2 separate regions of the Mus musculus genome follow, and region 1 is linked to region 2. The links are chromatin loops, found by intact Hi-C in ENCODE. Cell type or tissue: heart. All regions are shown on one strand. Links, peaks and the distances in the headings refer to the core of each region. The heading gives the core; the rest is flanking DNA.

Evidence for each region. Peaks named below come from ENCODE experiments on the same cell type or tissue, not always from the same donor. Only the 100,000 strongest peaks of a DNase experiment are listed, where the experiment ranks them.
Region 1: a loop joins it to region 2, with 5 times the contacts of the local background. A loop is called at or near these places in 2 of 42 quality-filtered maps.

Annotation. Positions count from the first base shown.
Region 1 is chr7:54,003,154-54,007,566 of GRCm38, reverse strand. No RefSeq gene overlaps it. Among named protein-coding and RNA genes, the nearest start is that of Mir6238, 110 kb to the right of the region's middle. In heart, for the core only: no CTCF peak of the experiment used is centred there; no DNase peak of the experiment used is centred there.
Region 2 is chr7:52,390,336-52,394,748 of GRCm38, reverse strand. No RefSeq gene overlaps it. Among named protein-coding and RNA genes, the nearest start is that of Gm51482, 320 kb to the right of the region's middle. In heart, for the core only: a CTCF peak has its summit at 2,719 (motif pointing left); no DNase peak of the experiment used is centred there.

The DNA.
Region 1 (4,413 bases), core at 125-4,124, 1.6 Mb before region 2:
CACATAGAGCACACACATATTATGTCCTCTAGTACTGAATTTAACAGCACATTACTAAGAGACTGGAGGCAAAGAACCAAAAATCGATCTTTTCCTATGATAGATAAAATATCTCTATGTGAATGACAGCACTATGTTCTGTACCCTTCCTACTGCATAGCTATTTTGGTCATATTCTTCTAAAGAATGGTGTGATATGTTGATATTTAACAATAAAATACATTGTTTAAATAAATCTATTGTGGCCAGTCATTACATATCTATTTTTTTAATGAAGAAATTGATATTTCCCACATTCTGTCTGCCTTACTTATTCTAAAAATAGAATTTATATTTTCTAAATTTATACTATAAATTTAAATAGAAGATATAAGTAGAATTTATATTTTCTAAATTTCAGAAACACCCAGTTTTCAAGATATCAGTGCATTAATGAATGGTTGGTTGTTTTGAATTAAAATTATTTCTCAAAGGTCAAGTTTGGCTGTTTACAACTATCCTGCAAACTATAAACAATTTTTAAATTCGGAGTTGACTATGTTTTGGGCATGCAAACCAGTTATCTTGTTTTCCTTGTCTAATTATCAATTTACATTTTTCTAATCATTGCGGTGATTACGAAAGAAAACTGTAAATAGTCTGCAGTGATTTTTGCTCAATGAACAATTTCAGAAGAGCAGTTTAGTGTGTGGAGATGTGTGATTCCCTAGAGTTTTGCTCAGCGAATCCTTATCACTATGATGCTGAGTCATCAAGATTTCCATAGTGATTCAAAGTATTAGCAAATCTCTCAGACAGGGCTTCTACTCCAGACAGTCATGCCACACCTGAATCACTTAATCCCTCAATATGTTATCCTTGATTAGTTCAGAACTTAATACCTAGAGGGAAGCCCACTAGCTGTCCTGCTGTGCCACTATAAGGAGAAAGTGTGTAGTGGAGAGAAATGAGAGAAGGAGAAATGGGATGGTGTCCGTGCTGTGAAGGTTGGAGGAAGAGGAGATGCTATGGGGGTGAAGAGCAGCCCTATGTGTGAGGCATGTACTGCCATCTTAGGCTCTGGAAATGTCAGGGTGTATGCTGCTGCTGAGATCATGTAGATACCAGCGTCTGTGCTGCCACTGGCACCATATCTGGGTCTGTGGCCCTGTCTCCTCTCTTTCTGTCCTCTTCCAGGTTGATGTATACAGATCTATGCTCTATCTTAGTTTCATTAAAACTTTCATAGAAGAGGATAATGTGCTGATATCAGTACTTCTCCGGATGCTGTGAAAAAAACACCTGACAAGAACTAACCAAGTACTGGGAAGAAGGGTTTTCCTTGGCTCAAAGCTGGAGGCTAAAGTCTACTGTGGTAGGGAGCCAAGACAGCAGGAAGCAGAAGCAGCTGCTCCCTTTACACCCACAGGTAAGAAGCAGAGAGAGAGGTGAATTCTTGTGCACAGGTAGGAATTTATTTTCTTTTTCTTTTTTTTTTTTTATCATGGCTGGCACTTCAGGCCATGGACCCACAGTACATGGTCTTCCAATTTCATTTTAACCTCACAAGTAAGCCAGATCGCATCTCTCCTAGGTGATTTTTAGATCAGTCAATTTGATAATTAAATAGCCAACACAATGAGATTGGGAAATGTAGCCCCTATGCAATTTGCTACTACCTTGTCCCTTACACACCCTGGGATTCCCCACTAAGGATTCAGTCAGTGTTTCTGGAGCATACTTCTTCAACCCCTGTGTTCATACTGACTCTCACATCACACTCACAGTATTTATATCTGCAACCAATTGTGACAGGGCCCTTTCTGTATAGCTGCTATTTTCCTCTGATTCATTTTTATAGTAAGAATAGTCTATTAAAACACCAGTAACATCATTGGGGAACTGTACATATGGCTTCATGTTCACGGTTTCAACTATTCTTCCAAGGACAGACACAGTTTCCAGTACCCACATTCAACAGCTCACAATTTCCCTGTAATTCATCTGATACCCGTGTCTGGCTAGAGTGGGTACCTGCATACACACACACACACACACACACACACACACACACACACACACACACACACAAACACACACACACACACACACACACACCTCACATACATAACATACACATTTTCTGAAATAAAATCTTTAAGAACAAAATACCATTTGTTCCAGTTATCCTTTTCCTCAAATGTCACTATCAGCTTTCAGTTTCATTTTTTAAAAAATTATATTGTTTAATAATGAGGCTACTCCTTTCAAGGAATATCACACTGTGGAGCCCTTTTTATGTTTTATTTTACCTTTTCTTTCTTTTTTCTTTTTCTTTTTGTTTTTCTTTTCTTTCTTTTTTCTTTGTTTTTCTTTTGTTTCTTTTATTTTTTCTTTTTTTCCTTTTTCTTTTCTTTTCTTTTCTTTTTTCTTTTTTTGTATTCTTTACAAAATATCCTTGAAAGCAGACACGTTGGTGGCTTGTTTCTAACATAGTTTCCCGGAACTGGACCTTTGTCAGATACTTGCTACATTGGGGAAACACAAAAATAAAAAAAAAAATGATGAAAAAACTGAAGATGAAGATAAAACTTTAACAATGAAATAAATGTATGCTGTCGTTTTTATCCTAAAGAGTACAGCACCTATCTCACTAAATGATCAGAGTGTTTCCCTTTCATCAGACTTACGGCAGCAGTTTTAAGTTCTGCTCTGCTGCGTTTGGTGTAGGTATACAGTGTGCTGGTGATCCCCCAGTAATTTCAGATTTTCTGCTTGTCTTTCTAGATGCGATTTCTACTTTAATATTCACAGAGACAAAGGCAGATATTGTGTGATTTCTCATATTTCAATTTGTAAAATATGAGTTAGCACCCAGTGAAACCACTCTTGCTCTTGAGAATTGTGCTGTAGTTGGAAGAAATTGTACACAGCACTGCTTGTATTCAGGTCTTGGCAGCACTTTTGAGATCAAGTAAGAAATCACTGTTTTTCTAGCTGTGAGACCTGTCTTCCTTATTAGAGTGTTGATAAAGTCTCCAACATTAACAGGAGTATCTATACATATCATAGTGTTTCTGGCAGTGTCTGACTCATGAATGTTGGTGCTGTCTTATTTGGTGTGTACACAGTGAGAGCTACAACTTCTTACATTATTGGCTTGTTTATCACGCACAGGTTGTTTGTGTCTCCATAACTTTCAGACAGCATATTTTCTTTCTACAATTAATGTTATCACTATGCTATTACTGCAAGTTGAGTGTGCATGAATGTGAAAAGGCAACATAAGTACTTTGATGATAAAAATATTTTATAACATGCTTTTCCTTTTATAAAGTAACAAACATTTATTGTAGAGCTGGCCATTCATTTTCATTAATTTTGTTTTCTTGCTTAAATGTCAAGTTTCCTTGTTTACAACGAGTTGCCGGAAGGCAGGATTATGATTAACACATCAGACCCACGAGGCATGTGAGGTATAAGACATGCTCATAGATACTCCACTGGAATTATTTGCCAGTGTCCACAAGGAGTAGGACCAACTACTTAAATTCATATCCTGCATCCTGCTTTACACATTTTTTATCTTAACATTAATTTCTCAATAGCCTTTTTTAAATCTATAACAAATAGGTATTCTCATGATAATTTTTCCCTTGTAGAGCTTCTTTATCTAGAATACAGCAAGTGTGTGATAGCCTACATAGATAACTTTAAAGACATTCTGTACTTCCAACCTTGGTGTCCCCATCTCTGTCACAGAGCCTGATGCCTAATCAATAGCTATGTTTGCACTGTTAGAGAAATACAAAGTGATATGTGATATATATATATATATATATGCAAGGAAATGCTTTATTACTCCTTTCAATAAAGTTGTGTTAGGAGAACTCAATGTCATTGCTTCTGTTAAGCATGACTGTAAAGGGAAAACAAGAAACAAGGTCTGGATTTGTTAATTTGTGTGGCTGTGATAAAATACTATGACCTACAATGACTTATGGAAGAAGGGGTTATCCTGACTTATATCTGCCGAAGGGCAAGAGTCCATCATGGTGGGACAGGCATGACAGGAAGTAAGAGTTGTGGTGTCAAGAGTAGGAGGCTGAAAGCTCTCATCCTCAAATGCAATGAGAAAGAGAGAACAACCAAGAAGTGGCACAAATCTTGCTATTCTTAAAGCCTGCCACAGTGACATAATCTTTTTTTCTAACTAATTGGGACCACCTAAACCTTCCCAAAGAACCACTGGGTTGTTCAAATATCTGATTCTATGTGGATCATTATCATTCATACCACTAGAGAGTTTCTGTTATCAAAGACTTATGAAGTCATTGAGGAAAATGGCTAAGAGAAATATAGGATGTAGAATAGCTGTGGGACTTCTTTAATAACTCAAGACACCAGAATGTAGAGAAACACAAGGCAGGAAGA
Region 2 (4,413 bases), core at 223-4,222:
ATCATGCCAGCATCCTTTGAAATGATTCCATATTAATCATAAAATATATGATGGGTTGTTCTAAGCAAATATTTAAGCACTTTCGTATGTTAAAGAAGACCAAAAAAAAAAAAAAAAAAGCCTAATAAAATTACAAATGTATAGGGAGAGTAATATAATTGTAGTTTATGGCTCATTTTTCTAGTTTTCTTTATGTTTTTGGTATTTCAATATTAAGAACATGAGTCTCTAAAGAGTTCTGTCAATTTTTTTTAAAGTCAGAAAGAACTTTTAGAATGGGAATATATTTGTCCTTACATTAAAAGTGGATTTTTTTTTTAACAACTGAAAGCAAATAGTTGAAAGAACACTTTTTTTTCTTAGGGCTGGATGTTAAAAGCTTACAAATTGTAATCATTTTCAATTGTGTAGAGAAGGGTATTCTCTGAAGAAACACAGGTCAGTCAAACTGCAAAGAAAACTCTCAGAGATGAATTTGAGTCTCAAATTCTAGGCACCATTGCATCCTGGAATTTGGTCCTGAGAGGAGCTCCGGCATACTTGCATTTTTTTGCTTTTTTGCTTTGTTTGAAGTAAAACAATTTTGTCCCCACCATATTCATAGTTTTTGAGACCACAGTATGTGATTTGTGGTTCTTCCACACAATCAGAATTACCCTGCATTCCTCAGGATTTAGTCTGAGTCACCGACCAATGATATAACAAGGAACGTAGCACATGACTGTGGAACGGGGGCACATCAGTGAAATTTCTCCACCAGAGTACAAGTTTCTTATGAAAGCAACTGTTGTTTCTCTCTTAGCTAGTTAATTATTATTTGTTAAAATTGAATATGAGTGTCAAGTTCAGAGTGAGCAATGTGTGCACTTGGTGCTTGCGCTAGAATTCTGTGGTGTGAGCCTGCATGAAATGAAAGCAAGGGCACTAAGCCATCTGTTTTGTTTCAAACACAAGTGGATTTCACCTCATAAGGATCACACTGCTAACTGATTCTGTACAGAATGCTGGGAAATAAAGCAACATCTCACCCATTCTAAAGCGAAGCTGACGGTCTCTATTGCTTCTCACTCGTGTTTGCAGTCAGCCATGGCAATGTGCAGTTCCTTTCATTGATAACTTATAACCATGGTGCTTAACTTGATATCAATGACTACAGATCCATCCTCTTTAGTGTTTAAGCATCTTCCTAACATAGGGTGTAAACTGTTGTACTTTAAGTGAATGAGTCATCTATCTCCCCAAGGCTCAATTCTTCCTGACCATTCACAAAATTGGTCAGTGTTTCTTGTAAACCTCATGTTGCAAACCATGGTGAGTATCAAACACCAGAGGTGGAATGTTGAAATGTTAGCCATAATCTCAACTGTGTGGGGACAGTCTGTATTAAAGTGGGATGCATTCAAAGTTATTCAATTGGTCAGTGAAAATCCAAGTTGTATATATGTGTGTTTCAGTAATAAATAAATAAATAAATAAATAAATAAATAAATAAATGAAGTGTGTCAGGTTTGAGAGGGACAAGATTAAAGGATTTTGACAATAGAGATTATTGAATTGGCTTTAGATCTTTTGCATACAGGGGAGGCTAGCGATGTTGCTCACTGTGTCTCTGACACTGGTGCTCTACTTTCTGTAGTTTGTCTTATGTCTCAGGTACCGATTTTCATAGCTTTCATACCAAAGTCTTCCTATTAAGCATAATCTCTTTTTTATCAGATTTCTGTTTTACCTTCTTTTAGATATTTTCATTACTTTTTAGTTGTTGGCTCAAATTCTTATAGGTAATAAAATTTGTCCTCATTACTGTCCACCCTTTACTTAGCAGCTATTGCCTCCACTCTGCTCAGAATCATCTTTAGCATAATTCCTATGAGCATTCAGTAAATCTTGTGTGGCACTTACAGCGATGTTAATTGGATGACTATATTATCTAAATCTTAATCACATTACTATTTGGATATAAAAGAAAGTGATTATATCCTTATTAAATCACAGGATGGATAAATAAGAGTAAACTCCCTGGAGGATGTATCTGTATATCCCAGCATGTGTTGTTCTGAAACTCACAGCTTGTGAATTTCTAATCTCAGGAGCAATTATAACAAGAAGTGAGAACCCAAGAACAAGATGCAATCTTTAATGATTACTTACGAAGGTTGTCCTAAAAGATACAGGGTCATATATGTACAGAGCACTAACTTCTCCATGCTGTTTATTCTATCAGAGACTCTTACCTTTAAACATTATTTAACCAATCTATTAGCACTGAGATAGCTGTCTTATTCCTGATTCATCATTCCCACCCTCACTCTTCAAACAAATACATCCCTCCTTGTCCAAATCTCACATTATCTTATCTGTACTATAATCCATGTTTTTCCCTCTGAAAAATCTCACTTAATACTCCCCCACCTTCATACACACAAACACACTGGATATAGACAGCTCAGCAGCATCTAGCTCTCAAATATATTTCTCTGGATTAATATCTATCAATATAATTTAGTCTCAGCCTGATCACACTGGAACCTGGATTGTCTCAGGGAACAGAACTTTTTCGAAGACATTGAAAACTAGTGTGATTTCCTGTCCTACTACCTATTTAGGTATCTAATGGTGTAGTTAGCAATTATTAAGTTTTCTCATTTGCTTTACTAAATTCCAAACCAACCAACCAACGACCAATGTTTTCTATGTACATTCCTTTCTGTCCTTTTAGTGCCCCCTAGTGGCAGGATTTACTGTCCATTCAGCTGAACTGCTGACCATCCAAACTCCACAATGCTTTCCATTATCCCCACTACACTTGCTGACTATTTTTCCCTTTCATGTTTTGTGAATTTAAAATCCATCTCCCATTGCTGTACCCTGGAATTTTTGACTCAAACATTGTTGTGAGACAATGTTAATACACATACATGGGATTGTTATACAAATACAGTAGAAAATTAATAAAGAATGAAAAGCTCAGATCCAGCCTCTTTAATTGTTTTATGTAAATCAGGCTGGAAAGATCTCTCCTCACTTAAAATATCTCTTGAAATCTGCCATTTGGTGTCTTCTCTGGACTTCATAGAATCAAGTGTAAATCTACATGCAACGTCTGTTAAAAATCACCAAGTGACCCTAGAAATTCCACAGTAAGAAGCACACTGAGTAAATGGTACACAGAGTTACTTATTTTGGAAATACATCAAATTTCTCAGATTCCTAAAGATAATTGAAAAGTTGTTTCCATGGCCTTCTACATACTAAAAGTCTCCAATCAGTGAGTTAGTCTATATCAGAGGCAAAACATGTGCATGTGTGTGCACCTGTAAGATTGTTTGAATTTGTATCAGCTCATATATGTCTATGAGTACTGAAACACATTCATGTGCATGTGCATATATATGGTGTGGGGGTAAATGTATGTGTGTTTTTAGGTCTGCATCAACATATGAACGCCTGTGTGTGTGTGTGTGTGTGTGTGTGTGTATGTGTGTGTGTGGTGAATGTATGTGGATGGGTTTATATATCTGAATAAGGGCTCTGTATGGTTTATGTTTATATGATTTTAAGTATTTGTGTTTGTACATATTTGTCAGCTTGTTTATTCCTTTGAAGATAAGCTAAAATATGCTTTTGATCTAAAGCTGTAAAATATGAAAATAATGTGTGTTGTGTCCAAATAGGAAACATGTGGAATGTTCATAATTTGCTATGGTCCTTTCTTTTTGCCTATAATGAGTCTGTGTAGATCAAAATGGGCTCCAGATCAAGGGGGCTGGAGGGAGGAAAGGGAAGAAGGAAATAATGTAATTATATTTTAATTCCTTAAATTAAAATATTTTTCATCAAAAATGGATTTTTTTCTTTTATTGAAAATAAACTTTTAAAAATATAAATCTTGTCTACAGTTTCCCCTCATCTAAGCAGTTCTTCACCACCTCCCTTCCCAGAGAGATCCACCCACCTTTTTGTTATTAGAAAATGAGCAGGACTCTAGAAGATAATTAAAAGAAAGTAAGACAAAAACACCCATTAGAGTAAAACAAATGAAACAGGAAAAAAGCCCACAAAAGCCATAAGAAACAGATACAGACCCAGAGATGCACTCCTTTGCACACTCAGGAATTCCATAAAAGCCCATAATCAATGCTTTCTACATATAATTAATATTGACTGGATTTAGAATCATCTAGGAGAGGTACATCTCACAGAATGTATTTCCAGAGAAGAGTATCTAAGGAGTTAACCTTTGCCAAATATAGGCAGCATGACATACTGTCTTAAAGTGAATAAAAGGGAGAAATCACACTGAGATTTGATTTCTCTCTAAGCCTCCAAACTGAACAAATTTGGAAGAGTATTGAAACTGGCTCTATACTGTTCTCTTCTGCCAACCTTTCAAGCCTCAATGGCCTAGATAAA